Regions from separate parts of the Homo sapiens genome. Here region 2 is linked to region 1. The links are chromatin loops, found by intact Hi-C in ENCODE. Cell type or tissue: endothelial cell of umbilical vein. All regions are shown on one strand. Links, peaks and the distances in the headings refer to the core of each region. The heading gives the core; the rest is flanking DNA.

Region 1 (8,781 bases), core at 1,643-6,642:
AATATGATTATCTCAATAGACTCAGAAAAATCATTTGCTAAAGTTCAATATCCTTTTATGATTAAAAAATATTCTCAATGAAATATGTATAGAAGAAATTTTTCACAACATAATGAAGTCCATTTATGAACAATTTCACAGTTTACATCATAATAAATTACAGAAAACTGAAAGCTTTTCATCTAAGATCTGGTACAAGGCAAGGATGCCCACTCTCACAATTTCTAATCAGCACAGTACTGGAAGCACTAGCAAGAGCAATCAGACAAGAAATAGAAATAAAAGACATCCAAATCAGAAAGGAAGAAGTAAAATTATCCATTTGCAGATGACATAATCCTGTATGTAGAAAACTCTATAAGTCTCCACCTACGTCCACACACAGACTGTCAGAACTAATAAATTAGTTCAGTAAAGTAGCAAAATACAAAATCAACGTGGAAAATGTGTAGCATTTCTTTACACTTACAACAATTTATCTGAAAAAGAAATCAAGAAAACTATCCCATTTACAATGTCAATGTTAAAAAATGCCAAGAAAATCTAAAAAACTGTTCTTGATTACGGAGACTAAAGGGATGTAATCACTAAATGCAGTTCATGATACTGGTTTGGATACTGAATCAGGGAAAAAATATTATGCAGGACATTATTGGGATAATTGACTAAATTTGATAATCGACTATATATTAGACAAAAGCGTTTTATCAATATTGATTTGTCTAATTTTGCTAACTGTACTATAGTGATGTAACAAAATGCTCCTCTTGTAAAATATGTAATAAAATTTTTAGGAGTAGTGGGACACAGTATCTATAACTTATTGTTAAATAATTCAAGAAAAAGTAGATAAAGCTACTGTGACAACATATTCACAATAAGTGGAACCGAAATTGAGTGAAGCATATAGAGAATTTCTCTGTTCTACTCTGACAATTTCTCTGTAAGCTTGAAATTATTTCAAAATAAAATGTTTTTTAAAAAGAATTCCAATTCTACATAAATTTATCTGAAAAGCAGAAAATGAGTTAACAATCTCTCAGTATTAGCATAACTTCATATTTTAGTGTTAGCGTAATTTCAAACTCAAATTTCAGAAATGGCAGGAAGAAAAAGGGAAATTACAAACCAATTAATGAAAGTGGATTAAAAATTTTCTAAACAAGAAATCCAGAAATATAGAAAATATAGAAAAGGATACTATTAAATATATTGTGACTAATCAATTAATGCAATTTACCATATCCACAGGGAAGCAGAGGAAAATCAAAGTCTTATCATTACATGACAGAAAAGATAAAATTTAACTTTGTTCCATGATATAAATTCTCAACAAACTAAGAACATGGAGAGACTTTCTTTAATTCCAGCTCAGGTTGACAATCCCTTTCCAAGTGGTTATTGTAAATCTCTTACTTTTAAGAAAAAATGGTCTGTTTGCAAATTTTTCTGCTTCCTTAAAGTGCCAGTTTCATTATGTGGCACTTTGCACATGTGACTCCATTTTGGTTTGGTCTGTTCGGGCCTAGTGTATGAGCTCACTCCAAAATAATGTCCTCTCATTATTTTATTTAATGGATTCTTACCTTCACCATATGCAAATATGAATTCCCTAGGGGTAAAAAGCAAATAAAAACACATAATTAACAAATAAAATATTAATATAGGCTATATCTTCATAACTTCGAGGTAGGGAAACATTTCTTAAACAAGTACAAAAAGCAATATTCATAAAAGACAAAGGTTGATAATCTGGACTAAATTAAAATTAAGAACTTTGTTTTTCAAATGACACCTAAAATGAGTAAAAACACAAGACAAAAAGTGGAGGACATATGTACAACACATTTAACCCATAGTTACTTGTATCTGAATTACATACAAGTTAATAATAAAAGGAAAAATACATGATAAGAAAATGGGAAAAGAATATGAACCAGCAATTTACAAGAGGGAAAATCTAAATTGCTAAAAATATACAAATATGTTCAATTTCACTGGTAAAATAAAAATGCAGATTAACATAACATGATGGCATTTTAAATTTCAAAATAAAACATAAATTATCATAATATTTACCTACACTTTGAAAATATATATGCACATATATGTGTATCACATAGCTGTTATTATTATACCTATTACAAAGCTCAGAGCAGAAAAACTCATCCAGTTACACATTTAACATGCTACAATAATCTCACCAATTAATCACTGCTTAGATACCTCCAGATATAAGGAACTCAAAAAAATTCATCTAATCTTTGAACAGCTCAGGATTGGAAAGTTATTGCTTTTCTTATTTTGCTGTGATTGATTACCTTCAGTTTTGAATGAACATTTGTCTTCTCATTCTTTTCTCCACTTGAATTTTATCTTATCCCTATAACCAGGCAAATTCTTTTTTCTGAACAAAATACTTTATAAATTAGAACCATCCAGTAATAGCAAAATTTAATTCAAGACATGGTAGCCTTCTAGTACTAGAAGTATACTAGCACATGATGAATTATCATTTTTCACCATATTATGAAAGGTCATATGCATTAAATGACTTCCTGAGAGACATTTAAGATTGGGTTTCATCCAGGCAATAACTAAAATTCCTTACATTATTTCCTGGGGAAAGCAGCCGCAGCTGGATGTTGCAGCAATGGCAATAGCTTGAAGGGAAGAAACAGGGGACAGCCCTGGTGCCTAATGACCAAGAAACTCTACCCAGCCTAGGACTTGCTCACTGCTTATGTATGTATGAGAATTGGCACTCTAAGACTTAGAGCTGTGCTGTACAACAGAGAACCACTAGTCATATATGGCTATTAAATATTTGAAACGTGGTAGTAAAAATTGAAATGTGCTATATGTATAAAATACATACTGAATTTCAAAACAATACAAAGAATCTAAAATCTCATTAATAATTTTTATAACGATTGATCATAAGTTGAAATAATATTTTGGATAGCTGCATTCGATCAAATATTTAATATTTACAGTATTATAAAATCAATTTCATCTGTCTCTTTTCACGTTTTAATGTAAATACTGAAAAATTTTAAATTCTATATGTCTCACGTTGTATTTCTGTAGGGCAGCACTGCCATAAAACCATAGTAGAGTTCACAATCTGGTACTCTGTAAGATGAATACTGCTCATGGAAGTATTTTGTTTATCTTTTGCAATATTTTTTAAATTTAAACTTAATTGCCAATTTTGAAAAAATCATCAATATTTTAATTAAACTTAGATTTTATAGAATTATTTAATTTTACTTTTCTTGGAAATCCAAGAGATCAGGCATTTCTTGGGCTGTTTTAATACATGGCACCAATTGTTTGGAGTGGAAGAGCTGCTGACTCATTTTTAGACCAGATTTTCCACTTTACCATGGTCCCCAGCATTTCCTAATGCTAGTTTTTACTCACTTCAACATCTGCATTTAGCTGTTACCTACTTAAGTACTACAGACTTTTGAATTTGTAAGCCCTTCCCTTTAATATTTTAGCATTCAACTTAAAAATGAATAGAAGATTGTTGCTTTGTTTTGGGGATAGAAAAAGTAGATTTTAGTGATACAGACAGTCCCTGACTTAACAATAGTTCAAATTAACAGCTTTTCAACTTTAGGATGGTGAAAAAGCTATATGCATTCACTAGAAACCTTACTTCAAATTTTGAATTTTGATCTTTTCCTGGACTAGCAATATATCCTAAGATACTCTCACAATACTGGACAGCAATAGAGAGCCACAGTTCCCTGTCAGTCACAGGATTAGGAGGGTAAACAACTGATACTCTTCAGCGTACTGTGTTGCCAGATGATTTTGCCCAACTGCAGGCTAATATAAGTGTTTAGAGCATGTTTAAGGTAGGCTGAGCTATGAGGTAGGCGAGCTGTGATATTTTTCGGTTAGATGTATTAAATGCACCTTCAACTTAAAGATATTTTCAACATACAATGGGTTTATTGGGAGGTTAATTCCATTGTAAGTCAAGGAGCATCTGTATATTATTCCACTGGCCCATTTCTGACTCAGGTGTTAAAAAGTAGAAATCTAAATTGGCATGTGGAGAAAACACATGTACAAATAATTGTTGCCAATTAAATTAGTTGGTTAAATGAATTAGAAGAGGTTTCTCACTCACTTGCTGAAACAGAGGATTTTGTTCAAAATGTGTATGAGGATCCCACATCCTGAGATCAATTGGAAGTAGTGATGCCTGTGTTAACTAGAAGAGAATTCAAGAGTAAGTGGTTTGTTAATTCTTGAAGAGAAACCAAATGGCAGCCCCCCGCAAGCCTTAGAAACAAAAGTCAAAGGAAGCTACAAAGCAGAACAAACAAAGAAACTTTAGGGAGGTGGTGCCCAAAATCAGAGACGCCTTCATTCCCCTTTGATAATCAGTGTATAATGTGGCCACCAGTGGAGACCTAATACTACCAAATATACTGGCATTTACAATTACTTATTCAAGATAATAGTCCTTTATATACTCTGTCCTTCTCAGCATTAGATTCTCCTAATTACCAGTTGGCCATTTAGAGAGCTGGTCTTTCAAAAAAGGCACAATTGCACGTTGTTTTTTAGCTCAGCACTCTTCCTGACAGAATTATTGAGGAAGCATTATGCAAATCTATTGTTTACCAAAGCCATAAAACCATCTGGTCCTAGAGGTTCATTTTTTGTAGCTGACTTCTGGAAACCAGCGTGGGTTTAACTTCCTCTGTCCTTCCTATTCTAGCTGCCAAGCCACTGTTGACAAAACACAGGTGTTTTAAGTTACTCATTTTTGACTGGGCTTTTTATCGAGACCCTTGTTTTACTTAACTTTGTTCTAGTTTCTGTAAGATCACTTTATCTTCAGGATTTCCATGACTCAGTCAGTTTCTATACTTTCATATAGGCTTCATTTGAAAACCTTCTGAGTATTTCCAAATGTAGTCAAATACAAAGCGCGTTTGTAGGAAGCCATAAAAATGACCTGGGTAATATAACCAGGGGACATGGCCATAACATTCAGATGGCAGCATCTAGGTTTCCAAAATCAGCTCATGCTCCTACTTATACATCCATACATTTTGAATAACAGTTACCAGGAAATCTAAGATTTTGTTGCTGTTGAGTAGGTTGAATAAGTGAATTTAATTTTCAAGATCACTACATAAAATTATGCTCTTTAATTTTCTTTAATATGTGATTTTTGGATACTTCTTTTAACATATCACTGTTCTTTAATATATCACTATTATTCCAAATCACAGCAAATTCTGCCCTTACTTAGGGTGTGGAATTATATTTCCGCCAACAGAATTTCTCCAATATGATCTCCAGAAGGTGAAGTATATCATAGCTATCATAGCATAGAAGCTGAATGATGTCACTTTTAGGCACTAAATACCCTAATGGAGGGCAGCTGTCAGTTTCCAGCAGTTGGGGATGCCCTCTAATCTTCATACAATCTATATAACCATGAGCAGGAAGCAAAGGGAAGTTGTTTCAGTGATGTACACAAGTAAAGAGGTACATGCTACAATATTTTCTATGACATAAAATGTTACCAACACCTAAGGGCTTTTAAGACCATTGTAAACAATGTCAGATTCACTGCATTGTCCAAGTACTAGTAGAATAGATTGAACTTTCTGTGTGTCTGGATAGTTGCAAGTTAGACCAGAGAAGGAATTCTGGTGGCTTTTTGAGATAACAAAGACAGACAATTTTTAATATAGCATTAATACCCGTTATTTGATTATGATCTTTTTCACGAGTCCCCCTGTTTTACCATTTTGGCTAAATGAGCTCAGTTATTTGAAATCCCTAATGCCTAGTATTTTCTTAAATTGTATAACCTGTGTTATATACTAAGCTTATTATGAGTTGCTGACTTAAAAAGGGAGTAGGAGAGCAATACAAAGATGTGAACTTTGGTTAAAGTCAGAATCTTAGGAGTTGCCATTAGCTAAAAAAAGAAATAGTGGGAGGAGGATGTGGCTCTTTGCTCAAAGACTTATAGCGCTTTTCTGGCAGCCACATCCTGCCTGTGGCTAGGTCAACCCAAGTACCACATCTTACTGTTTTCTTGAATGATAAAACATTGTCTACAATTGAAGGGGCCTCTCTTTGCAATAAATCAATCTGATTACGAAAGGTTAATAAACATTTAGGGCTATAGGAAACTTGGGGCTTTGAGCTTTGCAAACATCATATATATGTGAAAATGTATGTAGCCAAGATATTTATTGATAATTTAAAAATATGTCATTATAGAAGACAACTTGGAAAAATACATAAATGTGGAAAGAAGAAATTTAAAGCTACCTCCTCTGATGTATTGAGAATAGCATTTATTTCTGCTAGTACATATGTATGTGCGAATGTATATATATGCACATATAGGAATGGTTTTGATTTTACAAATATGTATGTACTCATGTATTTACAAATGGAAAAATATTATCTGTAATTCACATATGATCATACTAAATATACATAATTGTTTTTCTTTTTATTTGCTTAATATTATAAGCATTTTTCCATGTTAAGTGTTCCTTGAAACACTGACTGCCTGTGTAATATTTTATTACATCAATGATTCTCAAACATTAGCATGTATCAAAATTAAGTGAATACTCTTATTCTACCAAATCGTCTTTGCTCCTCAGTATATTTCTATGTTATAAGTTGTTAGTCAAACTAAAGTCTTATTTCAGTTTACATTTCTTTCATTACTGATGGCAGCAGCCACCCATCTAGAGTGGCTCCCGCTATGACACTGGCTGCTGAGGCACTCCAGGGATCCTGCAGGAGTCAGGAATAGGAAGAAACCCCTCCCCGTTCCAAGTTGGAGGGATGGGATCCCTGCCCTCCCAGGCACACCTGCACCTGCAGGTGGCTACAGACCTGGGCATCTCGGCATTCTCGTGGGCCAGGAAGCCCCCCCTGCTCCCACAGGATCGGATGTGCCTGCTCCTGCTGACTGGCGTCTCCCCTCTCCTGGTGCCTGCTCTAGTTTCACAGCAAAGTTGTGGCCAGACCCAGGCGCTGTCATGTGCCCACTCCAATTTCAGAGAAAAGTTGTGGCCCAGCCCAGATGCTGTCATGAGCCAGCCAGGTATGTGAGTGCTGATACACCAGCTCCCTGCTGCCTCACCTCCCTCTGGACTTAGGGTGCCAAGGAGCACAGGAGGGAGGCCAGGGTGGGGCTAAGGGCAGCTCAGCATGGGCCCTGCAGGCACCCCTTAGCACAAACAGCCTGGACATGGTAGAGGGCATGTTAATGGTGGCAGGAGGCAGATAGGCTTCTGGGCAGATACAAGTGGGTCCCTGGTGAAACCCCACCTTCAGGACAGGGATGGCCTGAGGCCTGGGGTCCAGGCTGCCAGTTCAGCAGACCAGAGCCAGAAATTATGGTGCTTTTTCTGGGCCCACCCATAGCTGCCCATGGACCAATCAGCATGCACTTCCTTCCCTCTGAAGCCCATAAAAGTCCTGGACTCAGCCAGATTCAGGCAGATGAGAGGCTACCTGCCTGTGGAGAGAAGCTATGCACTGTGGGTCTCCTCTCTAATGAGAGCTGAATACTCATTGGGATGACTTGCCTGCAGAGAGGGTGTGCCTACCATGGGTCTCCTCTGAGCTATTCTATCACTCAATAAAGCACCTCTTGGCTTTGCTCTCCCACCACTTATTCACATACCTCATTATTCCTGGACGCAGGACAAGAACTCAGGACTCGCTGAATGGTGGGGATGAAAGAGCCATAACACAAACAGGGCTGAAACACACTCCTTGCTCACCAAGTTGCGGGTAACAAGGAGGAAGACAGAAGGAGAGAAGAGCTGCAGCCCTTCAGGGAGCCCAGACCTAGGAGCTCCCCAAGCCAGGGCTGTGACCTTCTTTGGGGCTCTGCAGTTCCTGGTGTCTCCAAGCTTCCAGGTGCCACTGCATTTCCTGGTGCCAGCCGTGGAAGCTACTTGCCATATATCTGGTCCAGCCACAGCCTTGCAGGGAACAAGCACCCGTGCCAGTGCCTGGAGCTGCCTGCCCCACCACAGCCGGCATGCCTGGTTGTGTGCAGTGGCCAGACCCCACCCTCGCTCACTCATACACCCCTTGCTTGGCTTGCCCTTGGCAGGTGTGGGATCCAGGCCAGTGGCACAAGCCAAATGCAGCCTGCCAAGCTTGGTGGGCAGAATGAGCCCAGCAGGCCAGAGCAAAACTCGAGCAAAGGCTCCACCAGCCACAGAGGTTTCTGGCCAGAAAAATGACACCGCAAGAATCCTGTGACATTACCAGTGAAGTGAAATAGTTTATCACATTTTAAATATCTGTTTGAAAGAATGATGAGCAAAATTCTATGGCTATTTTCTTCAAGCTGTAGGGGGCTTAAGATTTTTCTTACCTGTGTCTAGGAAGCCTTTATATTTTCAGGAGATGAGCCTTTTTTTTGGTCATATTTGCTATAAAATTTTTCTTACTTGATTGCTCTTTACTCATTTGCTGTTTTTAATAGTAATAGTTTTGTTCTTTTCAATTTTTATGTAGCTAAGTCACTTTTTTCTTTGTGATTTATTTTGTTTCTTGGAAAATAGGTGTTTTAGTCCATTTTCACACTGCTATAAAGAACTCTCCAAGATGGGGCAATTTATAAAGGAAAGAGATTTAACTGACACATAGTTCCACATGGCTGAGTAGGCCTCAGAAAACTTCCAGTCATGGCAGAAGGTGAAGGGGAAGCAAGGTGTGTCTTACATGGTGGCAGGAGAGAGAGAGAGAGAG
Region 2 (6,794 bases), core at 1-5,000, 160 kb after region 1:
TTTTTCAGACTGATTTGCTGAAAAGAGTTAACTGTGGTGTTTGCAAATGCTTTGGAAGAAATGCAGATGTTTGGAAAATGTCTTTTAAAAATCTGGAAGTTGTAAATATTATGCAGCAATAATGTTACATTATGGTAGACAGAATATCTTGTTACAAATACTAAAGAGTAAAGAAATTTATATTTTTGCTCCAGATTTAAGGATTTGAGTCTGGAGTGCTCAGTGCTAGATATGTTGCCTTCTTTTATGGTATTTTCTACAATACCATACTTTCAATACTGTGATTGAAAACTGACTATACTTCTATTACAATTCTTGAAGGAGTTTACCTCTGATATGCTGTAAGAGTCTCATCTCCACCATTTGTTTTAATCTTGGTCAAATGATTTAGTTAGCCAGACCTCAGCTCCTTATTTCTAGGAGATATGAATGGTACCTACCTGATGCAGTTTTATGGAAATTAAGTAAAGCAATACACATAAAGTGTTTAGCTAGAGACTGCTATATAGTAAATGCTCAACAGAAGTTAGTGATGATGTTACCTTGCTTGTGGAAGATCTTGTCAAAAAATCATTTGTTCTTTTGCCATTGGCTTGTGCTTTCTCTGTGAAAATGATACCTCTAACCCCTTTTCTTTTGTATCCTTTCTTTTAAGAACTCATTTATTCCCTGGGACAGTGGAAGTAATTAAGTGATTTACTTTAGTGGAACTTCCTTCTAGCTTACTCCAGATAGAAGTAACCAGAAAGTAGGTGACAATGTTAATTAGAAAGATAAATTAATACCTTTTATGTGGATAATTTACCTGATGATAATGACTGAGAAATCATTGTGAGATTGTCAGAGGGCAGTTTATAGAATGAATTACTTTTGATGAACGAAGGTTGCTTTTTCAGGGGCAGAAGATAGTTTGGACTTACATTTTAGAGAGAGAGGGAAAGTTACAATATGCTGCTGGCATTCATCGTTTAGTTAATAATTTGGCTCATCAGGGCTGAAACAGAGTTTGCATTTTTTGATGAAGGATCATTTAATATAAAGGCTTATTTAGATGACCTATTGTCATTCCATAGAGATCTTGGGTATTTCCATATGGACTAGAATGGTGCTAGGAAGTAAAAGATTTTCTGGGAAATCAGATGTGCTATTTTAAGGAATGATTTTATCAGGTCATTTAAATTTTGTGCTAGACTTCCAATATTTTTGTTTTGTTTTGATTACGAAGTGTTCTGTAAGACCAGAAAGGAAGCCAGCATGTTAAGAAAGTTTTAAAGTTATTATATTTCTGATACTGCACGTATACAGACACACACATACAAACACACCATTTCTTTTCCATCTCTGAAAATCTAAGGTAAGATTTAAATTACAGACAGTATGAAATCCTGTGATGCCAAGATCTTTATTAGAATAGCAGTTTGCACCTTTGTCGTTGATACGATTTGCCCCGTATTCAGAAGCCTGTGCAGCTGAAGATGAGTCATTAAGAGAAACTGGAATCAGTAAAACTGCATTTTACAATAATGCTTTCTAAACTGGTCACCTTGCTAAAATTGGATGAGGCTGAAGACAGCAGTTTCTGCCTTGAAAGGAAGGAGTAATTACTATTAACATTGGTCAGGAACTTTCTTATGTTCGTGCCTTGACAGCTCTTAGCACTTTATTTAAACATATACTTTGGAAACAGGTTGTGTGGCTTGCACAGATTTTAGGGGCATGAAGCTGATAAAGTGGGAGCATATTCACAATATACCAGTGTAAGAGAAGAGAGCGTGTGGCAGAAGATTGACAACTTATTTTAATTTGCCAGTCCAGATCTTCTGTTCTGATGGAAAGTCAACATCCTTTAGGATGGTGTGTGTGTGTATTTTAGTCCAAGGAATCTAAAACAACTTTCAGAATTTGTAAATTTTCCTGAACATAATGATTTCAATGTGACACTATAAATAAATCTGGCTTATAATGATGTACTTTATAATCCTGACCAGGTTACTTTTACGTCATGCCAGAAACACATTTTTTAAGCTAGCACTTAGAAATATTACTTTTAGCTCCAGAAAATAAATTATCTGGTACAAAAAAGAACAAAGTTTTGACCTGTAAGGAAATGGTGCCCACTGTGGGGACTGGTCTGTGGAGTGGAGGGCAACTGAACTTACTGGGATTTATCGATCTCCTTGGTGATCGTGGTCCATGTGGCATCCAGGCTCATTGTGGATGCTTGCTTGCTTGCTGAATGAATGAATGATTGCCTTCCTGTCAACTGGGAAAGGAGGAAGAAAACCATGAAATTGAAAACAAACGTGTTTAGCAGTAAGATTCCTATCCGCTGGGTTCATGACCCATGTTCTGACTAGTTATCACAATTGAATTTATCTCAAGGACACATGAGAGGAAACCGTTGGTATGTGGGGGGTGGCTGGAGAGGAATGATGATAGAGGAGGAAAGTACTTGTAGTGTGACTTTCCTCAGAGTCAAGAGAAGGAAGTGCTTGCAGCAATAAAAGTATTTAAATATAAACTGAAGAACACCTCTGGTTCTTGTTTTTGGTAGATGGAGAAACCCAGAGCAGAGCTGAAGAGGTGTCATCTGCTCTCCAGATGGAGTCAGCTGACAACTCAGAAGCAGAAACCAGGTCTTCTGACTCTGGGCAAATGTTAGATGCTCCCTTTAGTAGCAGGAAGACCTGGGTGGAAATCCTGATTTGGAGTGTGGTTTGTTGGGCTTCAACAGTTCACTTGTCTGGTTTCTCCTAAAAGACATTTGATTTCACAGATGTTTAATTTCTTTTGGGAAAGGAAACTGGACTTCATTGTCAAGCTTGAGAGAAGAGCCAGGCTTACCATTTCTCCTTTCTTTCTGAGTTTTAGCAAAGGAAGTCTCAAGCTCTTCAGGTAAAGAGATGAGGACCAGGAAATGGGTGGTGGTAAAGGAGTAGTTTAGCTCAGTAGTAGGTAAACAAGAAAGAGAAAAAAATTCAAAGGAATGAAAAATTCCTCAGGAGGATTATGGTTTTGTGTTAAAGTCACACATTTCTTATCAAAGCAGAGATCATTGATTAGCTAACTCTAATTTAGATAGTATTTACTGTTTCCAGTTGGAAAGTTAGTGTCTAAAACATTGAGAGATTTGAGGGAACATATAGGTTATCTTCTTGTCCAAGAAGAAGACTCAGGTGTGGACAGTGCAGCTGCCTCTTGTCCAGCCCTTCTCTTTCCTTTTGCTTGCTAGTGGTTCATTGGCTCATCAGAAAATTTGGGCAAGTTGACCTTGAGGGATCTAGACCATAGTTTCTTACCTCAGTGGTAATCCATTTGGATAGTTCCTTAAGAATCCTCTACAATGTCCACTTTCTTCGTGATGTTTTCCTTAACTTCTGTATTCTATAGTTTTGACCATCAATAAGTTTATGATAATTTTGTATTTATACTTCAGATTTAGTGTTCTTGATTAAAGTCAAGACTTTTTTGATAACTGGTTGTGTATTGTTTTGGATGCTTTACTACTACTGGAATTGTGCTTTATTTTGAGAATCATTTATGTATATATTTGTTTTTGCAGCAGATAGTTTTTGGACACCTACTTATTTCAGGGAATTTTTTTACGTTTCCCTGCCTCTGGACAAGTAGGACATAATGTTAATAAATTTGTTTTGAACACAGTTTCATTTGCTAACATGGTTTTAAGAGAAATTATTTTTGGTCACGTTTTGGAAACAAAGATAATACCTTTAGAATTGTCCACATTGATGATAGAGAGACAAATGTAAAATGTTCCTGAGTATATCCTAAATACAAATAATGCGTATTCAGTAACTAATGTTGTTGGGCTAAAAATAAACAAATAGTACATTTATGGTAAGCTTGACACCTTTCACACAGCTGTTAACATTTTCTCTCATCTCTGTGTAATGTTCTGTATGTTTCATGAATGAAGAGGTACCTCATCCAACATAATAAAATTAAGTAGCACTTTATAGAGCATGCTACATGCCAGGCATTATTCTAAATATTTTACACATTGATTATTTTAATAATCAGAACAACACTATATGATAAATACTTTAAATATATTAATATATTAAACCATTAGTCTCTGATTTAAATACTTATAGGTGAGGTTAACACAGCCTATAAACAAATATTTGTGGACTTCAGAACAAACTGAAAGCAGGTTCTAAATGTCAAATAAAATGGCTTATAATATGTCCATTGGATCTGTCACTGAATGTGGAATTCTGAAAAAAAAAAAAAAAGTCTCATACATGTAGATGGAGACCTCTATCTCCCTAATCCAGGGTGGAGGTAACTAACCAACCCATTTCTTTAATATTTTTCCTTTTGGAACTTTAATATATCTTATCCTTATTAAACACCCCTTCACTAGAAGAAGACATCAAAACTAAAAGAATCAGGAGTAAACAATAACATGGAAGTATTTAACATGGAAAATTAACTTGGAGCTTAGTGTATGATTTGGAAACTCAGTCTCAGAAACGTTAAGTGACCCATCCAAGGTCACATAGCAGAACTAGAATGAGTTCCATAATAAGAAATACTAAGATTCTAATCCCACCCCTTCCCTACTTGGGCAACCCTGGCGAAGTTAATCTTTCACAGCCTCAGTTTCTTCAAGCGTAAAACACATAGCAATGATAAAACTTACTTTACAGCATTAATGAGAGTGTTAAACAAAATAATATACTTGAAACTATCTAGTTCAGTGCTTTACTTCATAGATGGGAAACGTTAAATGCTTATTTTCTTTTGTCCTCACCATCTCTATTAGTCTATTGGTGACTGAATCTGCTACCTAGGAATACAACCCTAACATTACAGTGCTTCTCAGGGAACCAGAAAATCCTACTTGTAAACATTCCCAAAACATAAAGCTGTTTCATATTAGGTCTATTGACTCCTTCCATCATTAAAACTCTGCAATCATCATATCTCAGTTTAACTTCATCAGACTTCTTAATAGTCATTTAAATGGAAATTTCTATTGTAGATATGGTTTATTTGGTATCAGTGAGTACTAACAGTAGTGAGCAGGCAGCCTTGCTAGCCAAATATTTGCCTTTGGAGTTGGCCAGTGATTTTGATTGCTTTAAAGTACATGTAGTTACATTTCTGGCAGGTGGGTATTTACCATTTCTAGCAATGTTTATGTACCATCATGTAATTAGCAACCTGTTGTAAATCATCCAGCCAGTGATGATTTGCCAGAATGAACAATAGCTGAGATTATGCATTGCTGACTTTGCTATTGTAACCCAAAAGACAACATCCTTTTTCCTGGTTGGTAGGAGTCTCTTCAGACATTAGATGATTTTTAAAAAGTTAACTCTATAGACTCTGACTCTATTCAGAGAGCAAACTAATATAGCATTTTTATTGTGCTAATAGCAAATCTCTATTAAGAATTCATATATGTACCTTTGTTACGTTTTGTAATATGTTTTCAATAAAAATCTTGATGTAAGAAGAGTGGTGAATAGAACATCAGCACCCCTGTTCAGGGGCAGAAAAGAATATAAATTGTTAGGGATACTGGTAATCCACCAATTACTTTAACTATCTAATGACCATAGTTTAGGCAAAAGAGAGAGGAAAATGATTTAAAATTATTCATTATCGTATTTAAAAAATGGAGGAGGAAGAGAAAGGTGAGAACAGTAAAGTAGATTTGATGCTTATTTAATGCCTCCCTTGTGAAAAAATAACATTAACACAGAACCAACAGTGATTATGGTAACAAAACAAAGTAACAAGCTAAACATGCTTATATTTTAGTACACTTTTGAACAAAGTATTTAAATGTGGCACTACAGAGAAGTGTAAGATATAAAAATAAGAGGCAATAAATACATCTTCAATTACTTAATTTTTTAAAATTTCACTTTTAGAGGATTAACATTAAAATAATAGACTACTTTTATAGTTGCAGAATTTACTTACTTTTGGTTGACAATAAGATGTTAGAATTGTTTTTATTAATTTTAAAATAAAATTTTTAAGAATGTGATAAATATAATAAAATATTAGAGAGGAGGGTCTGTATCTTAGTTTGATTTCTATCTCTGTTGTTGCCCTTCTAGTGCACATCTTTGTATATCATAAGTGCTAGTGAACAATTTATGTTAAACTGAAAAATGTAAAAACTGAAAACGGGAAACTGTAATTTTCACTTGCAAGTAGCGCATGTAAATAACATGGAGACATTACGTTGTTTCCTTTTTAAAAAGCTAACGACAACAGTAGCGTATCTCTTTCTTACTGGTGAAATAAGAAATTAGGAAGATTTTGTAAGAGATGTTTTAGTGGATAGGCTTCTGAATATGGATTTGCAGTGAATTAGGGCAGAGTAATTCCCAGAGAGGAGAAACAAAATTGGAAGTCACAAGGGATAGGCTTTCTCATTTCAGTGATTTTTAAATCTGTAACATTTGAAGTTTTCTGTTTCCTCAAAGAAAAAAATAAGAGGAACTTTGTCCTGTATAACTTTACATCTTGTCCTGGGACTCATGCTTCTTTTTTTTTTTTTTTTTTTTGAGACGGGACTCATGCTTCTTATGTTTATTGTATTGTCATGATAAGGCATCCTTCGTTCACATACTACTCATTTCCTGTTAATTACATACATACGAGGTCCTGTCTTATGCATGGTGGAAAATAAAAAGATTAATTGGACACAGCGTTTACTTTCAAGAATGTAGTAGTTTAGGGAGAGAATCAAGCTAAGGTCATTAAATGTTGGTTGAGTGGCTGAATAAAGCAATTTATAGACAATCATA

What was found. Hi-C counts contacts between places; a loop is a spot of excess contacts. Peaks named below come from ENCODE experiments on the same cell type or tissue, not always from the same donor. Only the 100,000 strongest peaks of a DNase experiment are listed, where the experiment ranks them.
Region 2: a loop joins it to region 1, with 2.5 times the contacts of the local background. A loop is called at or near these places in 1 of 110 quality-filtered maps.

Annotation. Positions count from the first base shown.
Region 1 is chr4:101,415,464-101,424,244 of GRCh38, reverse strand. No RefSeq gene overlaps it. Among named protein-coding and RNA genes, the nearest start is that of PPP3CA-DT, 72 kb to the right of the region's middle. In endothelial cell of umbilical vein, for the core only: no CTCF peak of the experiment used is centred there; a DNase peak (open chromatin) is centred at 4,704.
Region 2 is chr4:101,254,793-101,261,586 of GRCh38, reverse strand. The region is part of intron 1 of PPP3CA (protein phosphatase 3 catalytic subunit alpha); the gene reads left to right. Among named protein-coding and RNA genes, the nearest start is that of MIR8066, 17 kb to the right of the region's middle. In endothelial cell of umbilical vein, for the core only: no CTCF peak of the experiment used is centred there; DNase peaks (open chromatin) are centred at 1,556 and 2,456; H3K27ac peaks cover 476 bases.